Regions from separate parts of the Homo sapiens genome. Here region 2 is linked to region 1. Evidence: chromatin loops called from intact Hi-C (ENCODE). Cell type or tissue: heart right ventricle. All regions are shown on one strand.

What was found. A loop is a pair of places that touch in the nucleus more often than their neighbours do. Peaks named below come from ENCODE experiments on the same cell type or tissue, not always from the same donor. Only the 100,000 strongest peaks of a DNase experiment are listed, where the experiment ranks them.
Region 2: it touches region 1 in a loop (6-fold over the local background); 1 of 110 quality-filtered maps calls a loop at or near these places.

Annotation. Positions count from the first base shown.
Region 1 is chr4:182,952,549-182,960,548 of GRCh38, reverse strand. No RefSeq gene overlaps it. Among named protein-coding and RNA genes, the nearest start is that of DCTD, 39 kb to the right of the region's middle. In heart right ventricle, no CTCF peak of the experiment used is centred here; no DNase peak of the experiment used is centred here.
Region 2 is chr4:183,164,447-183,172,446 of GRCh38, reverse strand. The region is part of intron 1 of WWC2 (WW and C2 domain containing 2); the gene reads right to left. Among named protein-coding and RNA genes, the nearest start is that of WWC2, 69 kb to the right of the region's middle. In heart right ventricle, no CTCF peak of the experiment used is centred here; no DNase peak of the experiment used is centred here; H3K4me3 peaks cover 315 bases; H3K27ac peaks cover 2,065 bases.

The sequences.
Region 1 (8,000 bases):
GTGACAGAGAGCGTGTGTGCGTGTGAGTGTGTGAGAGAGTGTGTGCGTGTGAGTGTGTGAGAGAGTGAGTGTGTGTGAATGTGTGAGAGTGTGTGAGAGTGTGAGTGTGTGTGAGTGTGAGAGAGTGTGTGACAGAGCGTGTGCACGTGTGAGAGTGTGTGCGTGTGAGGGAGTGTGTGAGTGTGTGTGCGTGTGAGAGAGAGTGTGAGAGTGTGTGAGAGTGTGTGAGTGTGACAGAGTGTGCGTATGAGAGTGTGTGAGAGTGTGTGTGTGAGAGTGTGTGCGTGTGAGAGTGTGTGAGAGAGTGTGTGAGAGTGTGTGTGAGAGTGTGTGCGTGTGTGTGTGAGAGTGTGTGTGAGAGAGAGTGTGTGTGTGTGTGTGAGAGAGAGTGTGTGTGTGTGTGTGTGTGTGTCTGTGTCTGTGCCTACACAATATGTATTCCCGAACCTGGGCCTGGAGTATAAATTAGATATTTATTAGGGATTCTTATTTATACTTCATTACTTTGTTTAACAAATGTTTTAAAAGTCCAATTAATTTAATCTAATTTTTAATACAGCAGAAGCTGCATGCCATAAGATTGCATGACAAAGTGCTATAAATGATATAATTCATTTGAAGCAAGATTTTGTAAACACATGCACAATAAAAATCGCCAGGTGTCTCTTATTTTGTAGATGTTGTCATTAGTCAAAAGTAAGCAACATGCAAGTAAAAATACAAAAAAAGACATGTTATAAAATAGTCCACAATATTGACGGCACACCTCCTTTTGGTGGATGCTCTCAGACCTTTTAGAATAAAACATACTGAAATACCACCAGTTATTCTGTGTTCCTCTGTTCACAAAGATTCTGGGCTTGGCCAAGCTTTGCTCAAGAGCCTTTTCCTAGGCCCATCTGTGTACTTCCTTGTAAAATCCAGTTTTAGAAAAAGAGCCCTTCTAAGTAAAGTTAGCCAAAACCTCCCACCCTCCGTATCTGATCATCCTTGATATCTGATCGGGTTCCTCATCCTCCATCAGCCCCCAGATGATGTCTGATTGCCCTGGCTTGCCTTCTGCAAGAATCCTATTAGGTCAGGTTAGCCAGAATCCCCCTTACCCTGACATTTCCTCTTAGTAATTTTCTATCCACTGACCACCCCCCACCATTCCTTGGCCAAAAGTTCACTTGCCCACGCTATGTTCAGAGTCGAGGCCAATTTCTCCCCACCATAGCAAGACTCCATTGTAGCGGTCCCAAGACGATCACAATGGTCCTGAATAAAGTCTGCCTTATGGCACTTTAAGAGGCATCATTGGATAATTTTTCTTTAACACTATCATTAGTTTTACTTAGTCCTTAAAAGGCAATCTACTACTACTCAGAAGCCCAAAGAACACATGGTTTATTTTCTATTATTGATATAATCTTGTTCTCAAACTTCCAGTCTGTGTATGTAGGATGCTTGTGGGAGGAGGAGAAACGGCTTGCCAAGTAAAGCTATCTCTTCTGGTTTGAATACTCTAGTCCAGGTAAATGTTCGGGTGTTCCAAGGTTTTCCCCTTTCCCTTCTCTTCCCTAAGACAGTGTTTGGATATAGATGCTTAGTGAGGGCCGTCTCAGGGTGGTGAGGAGATGGGGGCCTCAGGTCCCCAAGCCCAGCTCCTTGTGCTGCCTTCTGGATGATTGCTTGCCTCATTGTTGATGTCTCTAGTTACCTGCTCCCTGTGCACAGATGGCACTCACTGGTGACACTTGTGGCTCATGAATTTGTGGTCTATTATTTTGGCTGACCAGGGCCAATAGACACCCCTCGCTTTGAGTCCTATCAGCTCTGGCTGGCATTTCTGGCTGCTATGGCTCTTAATTGTGTCCTCCAGAAGGGAGGAAAAGAATTTTCTCTCTACCCTTTATAGTTCTGAACTACAGTGCTTAGTTCATAGTTCCTGTAACAAAAGACAGATTAGCAAGATAAAAATGAATAGAGGTTTATTAACATGTGTACCTCATGTATACAGTGGGAAAAAAACAGAGAAGTGAATCTCTAGACTAGCTCTCCAAGAAGGAGTCTAAACTTCGGACTTAAATGCTGTCCCTTGTCTGAAACAAAGAGATGGCCAAGAAAAGCTCCTTAAATAAAGACAAGGCTTGTTACGCAGATTTCAGGTGATGCCTTCACCACTGCTCAAGAGTGTCTGGAGATCTAACCATCCTTTCCTTCCTGGTGCAGAGAGGGAGCATCCCACCAGGTGGAAAGAGGTCCTTTATAGATGTAAATTAATTTTACAGAAGAACAACTTTTCAGAGTTGAACTTATGTCTGCAGTTTCTCAAAATAACCAGCTCAAAATAATCAATGTGCCAAAGAGGTGTATTTTGGGGTGGCATATTCTGGTCTCCTCTAGTCATATTTTGGGATAGTGGGTCCCGAGCACCATCATTCCATCTGCTCTTGCTTTCTTCCTTTTCTTTCTCTCTTCCTTCCCCCATCACCCCCTCCTTCCCTTCTTTCTCCTCATCTACTCATACTTATTGGGTACCCAGTATAAGCACACACTCTACTAGGCACAGGGAATCTATAAATAACCCTGAGGACTGAACTCTGATCTTTTTTCTCCTGTCCAAATTCCTATATAAGGGGCCTGGGGAGTTAAACCCCATAAACCATAAACTCTTGTTAAACAGATTTGTTTTTCTTAAAAAGAACTTTCTTCCCTATGGAAAAATCTGTATTTCAAATTCATGTTTACTATTAAATACAGAAATCTATCTTTCCGAATGAGGTTGCTTAAGTTCCAAATTATCCTAAAACCCAGCACCCAACTGATGTATTGAAAACTCTAGGCTTGGACAGGTGTGGTGGCTCATACCTGTAATCTCAGCATTTTTGGAGGCCAAGGTGAGTGAATCACTTGAGGCCAGGAGTCTGAGACCAACCTGGCCAACATGGCCAAACTCCATCTCTACTAAAAATACAAAAACCAGCCAGGCAAGGGGCACATGCCTGTAGTCCCAGCTAAATGGATTTTAAAAAGTTAACCTGGTGTAATGTGGCTTACTTTCCAACCTAATTCTGGTATAGCATCACAGGACAGGAGCAGACCTCCTTATCTTAACTCAGGCATTCCTTTCCAAGTCTTTAGGCAAAGCTTAAATCTCTCAACCAATTGTCAACAAAAGAATCCCTAAAACCCACCTATGGCTTGTAAGCCCCTATTTCGGAATGTCTCGCCATTTTGGACTGAACCAATGTATCCCTTCTGTGTATAGATTTATGATATTGTCTGCAATTCCTGTCTCCCAGAAATGTATAAAAGCAAACTGTAACCTGACTACCTCGGGCACACTTTCTCAGGAACTCTTGGGATTGTGTAGCCCCGGACCATGATCACTCCTAATGGCTCAGAATAAACCTCTTAAAATATTTTGATAAAATTTGGTTTTTCCATCAGCCAACACTAAGATGCCTGCTCCTTGGAGCTTACATTTTAATGGTGGGAATCAGATAATGAGCAACAAGCAGAAATAAACAGATAGTATGTTAGAAGGCGATGAGTGCAATGAAAAAGAAAAAAAAATTGAAGCAGAGTAAGTGATATCGGGTGCCAAGATGCAGGGATGGGGCAGGAATAGTGTTCCATGAAGTAACTGCGACAGGCAGGAGCAGCCAGGTTTTGTGGGACCCAAAGCTTATACAATTTGAAGGGCCCTCCTCCTTAAAAAACACAAACCTGGGGCCGGGCGCGGTGGCTCACGCCTGTAATCCCAGCACTTTGGGAGGCCGAGGCGGGTGGATCACGAGGTCAGGAGATCGAGACCATCCTGGCTAACACGGTGAAGCCCTGTCTCTACTAAAAATACAAAAAATTAGCCAGGTGTGGTGGCGGGCACCTGTGGTCCCAGCTACTCGGGAGGCTGAGGCAGGAGAATGGCGTGAACCCAGGAGGCGGAGCTTGCAGTGAGCCGAGATCGCGCCACCGAACTCCAGCCTGGGCGACAGAGCAGGACTCTGTCTCAAAAAAAAAAAAAAAAAAAAAAACAACACAAACTTGGAGCACAAAATTAGTCCCTAAAGTTAATATTTGACAATAGGTGAAAGATTTATACCAGCTGAAGGGAAATCAGAGTTTTGAATATGTATTTAGAATTAGAAAAGATTGCAAGTAATTACTGTAACAATGGCATTACAGGTCCCTATGTTCTGATTAGGCAATTTCCCAGGAATACTGACATAGAAATGCTTTCTAATCATAAACTGGCCTCACCTATCCATGTTGTACAACTATGAGCAACTTCTAGCACACACAGGGCCTGTGGGAATTATGTACCCCAAAACTGAAGCTTCTCTAGCTTCCCAGATCAATGTGCCTTTGCAGCTGTGTCTCACTGAGAAGGGGTATTTGTCCAGGAGAGAGAGAGTTAGCCAAGCATATAGATACCAGGAAGAAAATTGTCGCAGAAAGAGGAAACACATTCCATCCAGAGCCTCCATCTGTGCCATAGGGGCTGCTCCATTCATGGGCGTTTTAGCAGGTGTTGGGGTGGCAAGGGAAGAGGCTGGCTAGCATCAGTTGGCTGTGCCATACTTTCTGCCTCCTTGCTGAATGCCTCTTCTGCCATGCAATGCAAAGATCTTCATAGTTTGTGTCCTCTTCCCCAGGTCTATCCATATGTATGTCTCTTCCCTAGACTTCCTGGTTCCCATTTTTCAAACTTATTCCTTCCATGTCCTTAACAAACCAGCAAAAGCCATTCTGAGAGTCCACAACCCAAAAGCTTATGCCTAAGATTCCATGTGTACACTGACCTTGAACCATGTTCTTCTCGATACAAAGGTATCACTAGGTGCTGTGTCCAGTGCTTGGCCCAGTGGGAGGACTTTTTCCTCATCACCATCTTTCAGGGCCACCTTCGGGTAGATCTGTCAAGTAGCAGTAGCCTATTTTTAGCTGGGATCAACATACTCCACTGACTCATCTTTGAGCCAGGCCATTTTTTCTCTCTGTCCTCTGGCCATCAGTGTGAGATGAGGGAGGGATGATGGTGCACATATTCTTTTCTTAGAGCTCTCATAAAATGTGCCACAAACTGGATGGCTTAAAACAATAGAAATTTATTATCTCACAGATCTAGAGGCTGAAAGTCTGAAATTAAGGTGACAACAGGGCAAAAGTCCCTCCAAAGGCTCTAGAAGAGAATGCTGTGCTTCCTCTAGTTTCTGGGGTCTTCATGTGTCTTGTGGCAGCGTAACTCCCATTTCTACCTCCTTCTCTACGTGGCCTTTCTCTTCTTCTTCTTCTTTTTTTTTTTTTTTTTTTTTTTTTTGAGACAGGGTCTTGCTCTGTCACCCACGCTGGAGCGCAGTGGCACGATCTCGGCTCACTGCAACCTCCGCCTTCTGGGTTCAAGCAATTCTTGTGCTTCAGCCTCCCAAGTAGCTGGGATTACAGGCCTGCACCACCACGCCAGGCTAATGTTTGTACTTTTAGTAGAGATGGGGTTTCGCTGTGTTGGCCAGGCTGGTCTCCAATTCCTGGCCTCAAGTGATCCACCCACCTCGGCCTCCCAAAGTGCTGGGATTACAGGTGTAAGCCACTGTGCCTGGCCCCCACATGGCCTTCTTGTAAGGACACCATTCATTGGATTTAGGGCCACCCTAATCTAGTATGACCCAATCTTAACTAATTATGTCTGCAAAGACCCTATTTCCAAATAAAGTCACAGTCGGAGGTTGATGTAGACATGAATTTGGGGGATGCTGTTCAGTATAGCGCAGGAGGGTTAGGTAGCATTGGGTCTGGGTGGCTGGGTTTGACAGCTCACTTGTGGCCTCTGTACTAGCTCAAGCCTGATCTCAAACACACTGCTCCCTCCCATCATACGGTGGAATCCTGCTGGAATCACCAACAGTATGTCTGGTGGTTTGCTGGCTCCTAAGAGGCAGTTCTGGTGTCAGCATCACTTGATGTCCCATGTGAGACACTCAGTTTTCACCAGGGTCAGGGTCCCCTAGCATGAAAGGTGCTGCTTTTCGAATGGTGTATACTTTCATCTGGCAGATGACATGGCCTTGCTCCAGGATTCTAGGGTTCTGTGCTGTATCGCTTCTACAGGGAATTTCCAGAGACTTCATGTAACGTCTTTGTCTACTGTAGATACTTCCAGAACCAAGGGATCTTCCAGGACATGAGGCCCAAGCAGCAGTCCTGTTTGCCTCCTAGGCTGAATCTGCTTCAGAGCGCTCTCTTGTTCTGGACCCCAGCCAAAACCAGCAGCACTGAGCCAGCCAATAAGTTGGTCATAGAGATGATCCCAAGCATGGAGTATGCTGCTTCCCAAACCAAAGAGGCTTACTAAATATTGCACTTTTTTCTGCATGGGCCAAGATATAAGGCGAAATAACTTGTTTTTTACCTTGGAGGGGATATTGCAACACGCCCCAGATGACTGGACTCCTAATAACTGCAGCATTGTGTGAGGCACCTGAATCTTTCTAGTCTCTCTCTCGTCCCCTGGAGCACGTGTGTCCTACCAGGGTGTCTAGGATATTTATCACTTCCAGCTTATCAGGTCTGATGAACACAATGACATCAATAAAGTAGACCAGTGGGCTGTTCTATGTAACAGCAGAACTCTTCTGACTGTATTTTCAGAAGTAACGTAGCCCTGAGACAGGGCCATAAATGTTCACTGTTGTCCATCTAAAGTGACTGCAGTCTGCTTCTGATCCTACTTCCTGATGGGTGTGAGAAAAGAACACATTTGCAAAGACAGTGATCGTCTGTTCTAGAGAAGACACTTCTGGATTAACAGCTTCCATTGGGGCTATCACCTAATTATATTTGTAGAAGTCTACTGTCATCTGTCATGAGCCATCTGGTTTTTACAGGGGCTAGACTGGTAATAAAATGGGGATATAGGCCAGGCGTGGTGGCTCATTCCTGTAATTCCAGCACTTTGGGAGGCCAAGGTGGGTGGATCACTTGAGCCCAGGAGTTCAAGACCAGCCTGGGCACCACAGCAAAACCCTGTTTCTACCAAAAAACAATACAAAAATTAGCTGGGCATGGGGGTGCGCACCTGTGGTCCCAGCTACTCAGGAGGCAAAGGTGGGAGGATCGCTTGAGCCTGGGAGGTCAAAGCTGCAGTGAGCCAAGATTGTGCCACTGCACTCCAGCCTGGGCAACAGAGCTAGACCTTGTCTCAAAAAAAAAAAATGGGGATGTAATGAAGACCACCACCCTTGTATCCTTTAAAGTCTCCGAAGATTGTCTTAATCTCTGCCATTCCACCTGTTATGTTGTGCTGTTGTTTCTGATTGGCCACCGCCTGCTATAAGTAGGATACTACTCCTCTTACTTCACAAGTCACAGAGTCAAGTGGGGATATTGCTAGTGGCTCAGTGTGCCCACCCAGGTCATGGATTCTGGAACCAGGATGATGACCACCAAATGAGTGTGAGGGAGCCCCACTGTAAGTGGGCCTAGGCTAGAACCCCATTTTTTCACATTGTCTACATATGGTCCTACTAATGAGGGGGCATGATGACACTGGCATTGTTCGCTCAGCTGACCTCTACTTTTTCATCAGCCATTCTTTTTTTTTTTTTTTTTTGAGGCAGAGTCTCGCTCTGTCACCCAGGCTGGAGTGCAGTGGCGCGATCTTGGCTCACCATAACCTCTGCCTCCCGGGTTCAAAGAATTCTCCTCCCTCAGCCTCCCGAATTGCTGGGATTACAGGTGGCCGCCACCATACTCAGTTAATTTTTTTGTATTTTTACTAGAAACGGGGTTTCACCATGTTGGTCAGGCTGGTCTTGAACTCCTGACGTCAGGTAATCCACCCACCTTGGCCTCCCAAAGTGCTGGGATTACAGGTGTGAGCCACCACGCCCAGCCTTCATCATCCATTCTTGATGCCTTTGATTGCATATGTCAAGCAATACCCTATTGGTTGCACACGCACCCAGCTCCTAGGAATGCCATTGTGTATTAGCCCTCTACTTAGGCCCCTGTGG
Region 2 (8,000 bases), 210 kb before region 1:
CCCTAGCTAAAATATTAATCACATATGAGAGCAGAATAATGGCATCTGTGGAGATGCAAAGCCTCAACAAATCTATGCTCCCTTTCCAACGCTACTCCACCAAAACAGAGAATAAACCAAGAAAACTGGAAGACATGATATCCAGCAAATGAGCACCCAACACAGGAAAATGACAAATGAAACCTACAAGATGACAGTAAATGGAGGCCATAGGATGACAGTGTGCAGCAGTTACAATGATTAACCAGGACAAACTTGAAATTAAGAACAGAAGGTGCAGGAGGTTCCAAACCAACAGAATACACAGTGTGTTGGAATGTACTGAAAGGAGATTTATAATTCTGGCCACAAATTGGTAATAGGAATATAGAGAAGTAAGCCAATGGAAAAAAGAGATGATTATTAACTACAGAGAAAACAAAAGGAAATGCAATCATAGTACACCAGATAGGTCATCCATGAATAATATTTACATAGTCATAAAAATGTACACACAGACTACTGATTTCTTTACAAGGTGATAGAAAACACCAAGAGGATGAGGGGAGGGAGGCACATGTGCATGAGGAAGGCACAGTAAGAAAGCTGAATCCTCAACCAGGGCGGGAAGTCAGTTCTCAAAATCCAAAGCTAAGAAGTCAAGATAGATAGATAAAGTTATTTAAAAACACAGCGGCAAATACCAAAAGAAACTTTTAAATATGTAAATGTGGTCGACTGTAGAGACAGTGAATCAAGTGTGGGGGAGAGTAGTGGGTCACAGGATGCCTGTCTTTGCTTTGGGAACCATTTGAGTGTTTGTTAATCATTTACAGATATAACTTTGATTAACGTAAAGTTTTAAAATCTCCCACTAAGTTTCCAATTTTAATTTTAAAAGTCAGAAAAGTTTCCCTACCATGTTTATTTACTGATTTCAAATTTACCTCTAAAGAAATCTCATAAAACTTTAGTTACATTTGCTCAGAGATTATGTAAAGTATATTTTTCAGTACTCCAAAATACATAATATAAAAATATGAAGATATTACCAATATACACTTTTAGTATAACTAAACTCTAGTGAATCTTAAATCAAATTTTAAAACATAAATATTATACCTTGTTCTTCCAGTTTTCATTTGGAAATCCCAGTCAATATATTGTTAAAAGACACCAAATAATATATATGAAAAGTATTCTATAAAGAGTTAAAGCACAACATAAATGTTTTCACTTTTATTTTTAACCCTTGACCCTGCTCTCAATGAGGCTAATTGGAAAGACTGAGTCTAATTGGAAAGATAAGGCACATGCAGAAATGTTTATAATCTAAGGCAGTTTGTGTTAAGAACCCTGTAAACAGTACAAAGAAGAAATGAAGGCCTTTGATTAGAAAAGCTTCCTTATGGTTGCATCTGAAATAATGGATGTCACTGTAAGCTCTCATCAGTTACATTCTCTCTTCATTTTACAAAGTGGAAAACCAAATTGATTTGAAGAAATTACTTTTTCTAAATGTCATAATAGGAGACTGAGGCAGGAGGATCACTTGAAGCTCAGAGTTCAAGACCAGTCTAGGAAATATAGCGAGACTCTCTATTAAAAAAAAAAAAAAAAATTAATTAGCTAGTGTAGTCCCAGCTACTCAGGAGGCTGAGGCAAAAGGATCACTTGAGGAGTTCAAGGTTATAGTAAGCTATGACCATGCTACTGCACTCCAGTCTGGCTGGCAGAGCGAGACCCTGTCACTTTAAAAAAATATAAATAAATAAATCACAACATGATGACTATTTATTTCTCTTCCCTGTTATTTCTACCGTGCTCTCAATAAATAGTATGAAAATCAACAGAAATGCAAAATCATGTCACAAAAGTGCATCTCAGCATCCCAGGCTCCCCAGGTTTCACCTTCAGGACTTTTACCTCTCCCTGTGCCAACCCTTTGCAATACATGTTCCCAAGCCTGCTCTCCTCGAAAGTGCTTTCCTCTTTACCCCACCCACCGTCCACGTACCCCACAGGCATCCTAATGACTGACTCCAGAACTTGAGAGCTGGAAAGTTTGTCCAAGGAAGCCCCTGAAACTGTTGTCAGGTGTCTGAAGAGCATGTTTGTGCAAGGCTATGGAATGTTTTAGTTTATACACTTCGAGCCTCAGTGAGGCTGAACTGGTTAGCTGGTCCCCCATTGTGACTCTAGGTGTCTGCCTCCTGAATCTGTTTTAAGACAGATAATGGATCAAGCATGACCCGCTATTTTCTACAGTGGAAATCATTCTCTGGCCAACGGCACAATAACTGTTAATCTAATGTTCGTGTCTTTTTAAGTTAATAAGCATCTGGAATACTAATCCTCTCAGCATTATTTCTGCTATAGCTTTCTGTTCACTTTTTCCAACAAACCAACTATCCTTCAAGTAACTTGAAAACCTACTTTCCAAATAAAAGCATCCTTTGAATGATACTGTTCTTTTGAAGCTCAAATTAGTATCCATGAGAAAGTAGTGATTTACAGCAGCTTCTCTACTTAGGTAAAAGTCTACCTAATTGCTTATATTAAAGCTAGCTAGAAATCGGGTTTTCAAAAGTGTTCCTGCAATGAAAACATAATTTTACATGAATATTTACTTGATAATATAATTATTAGAAATTTAGTGATTCACTGGTTTGAGGGGAACTTGTAGCACTTTAATGCTTCTTTATGCACAGTCTTAAATCTCCAAAATTACTTGCTTCCTTTAACATATATACTATATTATATAAACAAATTAGGCTTATATGCATAAATATATTCACCCTATTATTTAGGTATCCCATGGTCATTCCAAAATCATATTTTTTACAGGGTCTCTCTGATGGCCACCCAAAAAACATAATGATTAAGAAAAACATGGCCAGGTGCAGTGGCTCACACACGTAATCCCAGCACTGTAGGAGGCTGTGGCAGGAGAATCACTTGAGGCCAGGAGTTCAAGAATAGTTTGGCAACATGGTGAGACTCCACTTCTATGAAAAAATAAAAAAAAAATTATTTTAAAAGCTTTGAGTCCGTGTTACAGCTCTTTTAGAATTCATCTAGCAGGTTTTCCAGTCTTCGATAAATGTGTAAAAAACACATGAAGCGTACTTGTCAGTCAGTCCTTCCTCAACTCTTAACAGCTTTATAGCAACACGTAAAATTTCAAGGAGCATCAATAATGATTAAGCAAAATTAAAAGTTTCATGTGCCAATGATTTGTAAGTTTATACCTAACTGATCAATTCTGTTGATTTTACAACTTCTGAATGTTTTTTAAATATGCACATATAAATTTTAGAGGCTGGGCGTGGTGGTTCACGCCTGCAATCCTGGCACTTTGGGAGGCCAAGGCGGGCAGATCATCTGCGGTCAGGAGTTCAAGACCAGCCTGACCAACATGGAGAAACCCCATCTCTACTAAAAACAGAAAATTAGCCGGGCGTGGTGGTGCACGCCTGTAATACCAGCTACTCGGGAGGCTGAGCCAGAAGAACCACTTGACCCCGGGAGGCAGAGGTTGTGGCGAGCCGAGATCGTGCCATTGCACTCCAGCCTGGGCAACAAGAGTGAAACTCTGTCTCAAAAAAAAAAAATTATAATACTATATGCCATAAAATGACATTTCATATTTAAAGAGTTTTTTAAAACTCTTGTATTCACATGCCATAATTTGAAACCCTATTTCACTGAATGAGAATGGTATCTGTTGTCCTCATTTTTTCATTTTTATCCTTAACAATTTCCACCACAGCCAGTGCATATAATGGCAATGACACCCAGGGACGGAATGATAAGTTCCATCACAGCTCAGTCAAGACGCAGACATTGATGTGGCCCCAACAACAGTCAATAATGGAGTCTCCAAAATAAAGCTCTATAGGAAAGGTAAATACCCGCTGCACAAGAAACCACAGCATCTAGGTTCTAACCCCATCTCTATGAAGAGCTTGCTGGGAGAGTTTTGACATTTAACAATCTGTCTGATTGCCAATTTTCTTCTTCTATAAAATGATAATGTTTGACTCAAAGATCCAAAGTCAATTCATGGTCTAAAACTTAATGATTTTTTTAGGTTTTGTGACATTTCACTGTACACTGTAGTAATTTATATCTTATTTTCCCACTAATTTAGAAAAATATCTAAATGATCCTTAATTGGCAATGGGTCCTAAGAATTTTGTTTTAAATCCCTGTTACCCAAAAGAGCCCTTTTTTGTATCTCGCAGTAGTTACAAGGATCTTTCTAAATCTTAAAAAAAAAAAAAAAAGAAAGAAAAGAAAAGAAAAAAAGTCAGCCGGGCGTGGTGGCTCATGCCTGTAATCCCAGCACTTTGGGACCAAGGTGGACAGATCACGAGGTCAGGAGATGGAGACCATCCTGGCCAACATGGAGAAACCCTGTCTCTACTAAAAATACAAAAAAATTGGCTTGGCATGGTGGCGCACGCCTGTAGTCCCAGCTACTCGGGAGGCTGAGGCAGGAGAATCGCTTGAACCCAGGAGGCAAAGGTTGCACTGAGCCAAGATCACATCACTGCACTCCAGCCTGGTGACAAAGCAAGACATCATCTCAAAAAAAAAAAAAAATCACAAACTTCCATGGCCAACTACATAAAATCAAGGTATCTAGTCTGGCATTCAGGATACTCAAAATTTGACCTCAACTCACCTCCCAACCTTCATTTCCAGTGATTCCCTTTCCTGTTCCCAAAGCTACAGTCAAACTAAACATGTTTTTTCTAAGTGCACCAAAGTGTTCCATCACCCATGTTTTTTGTTTATGCCATTTATCTTTACCTAGACTGTTCTCTATCTCCACTAAGCCAAGTCTTACCTGATTCTCAAAGCTAGGGGGACCATCCATATAATTTATCACACAAACTGGAACAATTTTGACCAGAAAGATGTTAATTGGAGGGGACATCAGGACATCCGGAGTAAACTGGGGCTGACCCAAGCAGACTGGGAGATATGACAGCTCTACACAAAGCCCAACTCAAATGCACATCTATCAGAAATAACCTCTCTCTCCCTTAAATCTCTGCCACACTTCTCACTTGTATCTCTTCTCACTTATCATTTCTGCATGTATTCGAGCTATGTGTATAAAAGGCTTTATTCTCCCTCACTAACCTGAGTCATCATTATCCCCACAATGTCTAGCATACGGTAGGTTCTCAATAAATGTCTAATGGGATGAATTATTTCCTAGGTATGTCTAACTCCAGTATATAAAATTAGGTTTTCTCGAATCAGTGCATGCCTTTTAAAAATCAACACCAGAGTTCACACAGAGAAGAACCACACTCCGTGGCCATATGAAAATTCTGTGTTCCTCAGAGATGTCCCATGTTCACAAACCATGGTGGTTTGTCCTGATGTGAAATTTCCATGGTGCAAATGACAAATCCATATATGACGTCATACAGGCTGGGACAGAAACCATATTGCCCAGCCACATGGTGCCTTGGTATTAACTACATGTCTAAGCTCTGGTGCAAGACCTACAGAACTCTGTGCTTCCAATTTGTGAGGAGATAGTTCAAGAAGAGCATTGTTTCAACTTAGGAGAGCTTCAGCTCTCAGGACACAGAGCTGAGAGATTACCTTTTTATCCAATAAGGTTTTGACTACCCTGGATCCCAAAGTATTTGATCTTACCTTTCTTATGATATTGACTACCTTCTAGTTATATATTCTAGACACCTGAGGGTCCAGGGCTGTAATCACTGATCTTTGTATACTTCAGAGTACACAGAATAACACACATTATACATATTCAACAAATATTGGTTGAATTAATTTCAAAAACAAGTGAGTAAATGACTTGAGATTGTTCACCAACTGAAACAAGACTTCTCATGGCCCTGCTGAAGCATGTTTCAAATATACACGAACTCAGGCCTGCTTCACTCATGTATTCCAACTCCTTTATAGGCAAAAAATATCCTGTGAGATAGATTTAATGAGGCTCCACCTTACAAAACACTATGGCTCACAAAAGTGAAGAGCACTGTCCAGAATGAGCAGCCAAGGGATAGCCAGTTCTGAAATCGAGACATTCTGCCGACACAGGAGCACTGCAATGAACTTGACAGACATGACATTTATATAAAGAAAATATTTACAAGTTTGATGGCTATTCTCATCCCTGAATGCCACGGGCTACAGCAGACAAATACCCCAAATGCCTTACCCAATTCTATCAATTTCCCTGAAATCAAGGAAGAAAAAAAAAAGCTTTCAGTATCTGTGTCTTTTAGCCACTAGTACAGATAAACCTGGCTATATCTGGGGGAGGGAGTAACATAAATGAGAGAAAAAAAGAATGTAGGACAAAATTAGAAGTAGAAAGCTTTAACTTGTATGTTCTCATTACTAACACAAGATCTCAATTTATTACATTACAGGTAGATACTAACAGTATGATATCAGTGTGGCACTCTTCATCACAAGCACACATTAAAACACTGCTACATAAATGTATCAAGTTACTACTCTGGGGACTCCATAAATGAGACACTTTGTCATCTGGAATGTCTACCTGAAGACAGACTCTTTTACTATGACAGAAAGTCTTATGAATTAAACAAAAGCATTTTTTAAAAATCAAACACTTATTTTTTGTCCAAGTGTATTTCATCACACCACATTCAAATTCCACAATGTAAGATTTGGATGAAAAAGAAAAAGTTGCATTTGGTGCCAGTTTTTAAGGTTCTTTGATTACCTATATAGTTTCTACATTCTTTGTAACAGTAATTAAATGTAAGCCTCAACGGGCTTCAGTCCTATTTGCTATGAGTCTGAAGGCATGAGAAGTATGTAGCATTTATGTAACAGGAAATATCTAAAAGCATTCTGCTGAGATTTCCTTCCCCCACACCCCCTTCCACACCCATTCCTTAAACTGCCTTCAAAAGGCCTGCTGTGTTCTCTAAAAATTAAACATTAGTTACTAAAAGAAACAGTGTACCTATTCCTCAGCACATCTCCACTAAAGTTGTATTTAGCCTGGCTTAAACAGCTTCTCAAGCCTAGCACCTGACCCTTAATGCTCAAATATTTTAATGTCATAGAGGCCAAAGATGCTTTTCTGTTGTTATCAGGGTGGAATTTAGGAGGAAAGAAGAAGGCTTCCCAACTCAGCTTTCCACTCTCCACACACCAAACCCCAGTCAAGAGGCCCTTCCAAAGCCCTGACATGAATGTGTCCCTGACACTCCAAGTCAGAAGAGGCCCTTGTACCTCTTCTACCCTCTCTAATCCCGTACTCCCTGTCCTACCCTCAAACCAACTTTGCCCAACCATGATTTGAATTCCCATGGGCATTTACCCAGTAAATACAAGACTCTGAAACAAATGGAATGTGAAATGCACAGACCCAGGAATGTTTGTGTTATGCTAGAGGTAATGATTGTTAATCCAGCTCTTAAATGAGTCTAACATTTACTATTAGTTATTAGTACCTCTGCAGCAGTACTTATTACTATTAGTTATTATTAGTTATCAATACCTCTAGTTTACTAAATGCCTAAAATGTGCCTTTTCTACAGTATACCATTGGTCATTAAAAATCCTTATGGTAACCAGAATGTGGATGTCACTTAACTGGAGGCTGCCACATGGAATTGGTACCCAGACAACTATAATTTGCCTGGTCTCTTGAAAACATGTGCCCATGTCCTCAGAAGTCAAGCGCTGCCCAAGAATACCCACAAGGCCTGGCTCCAAGGAGCATCCTCCTAACAGGTGAGCCAAGTGGGCCTAAACCCAATCCATTCCAGGACCCATACCCACAGGAAAGGACCTACTTCTCTGCTGCTGGTTTCAAAGCCATTCATATCACAGGGTTTTTCTCCAACAGTGTGAACTGTCTAAAGAGCTTCCCAAAATTATTTTTAGCTTTTTTAAAAAAGGTAGGAATTCCTTAGTTCTAATTTTCTCTGCCTTTTGAAGATCAACTCCTAATCTCTTCTTTCTGTGCCACTACTTAAAAT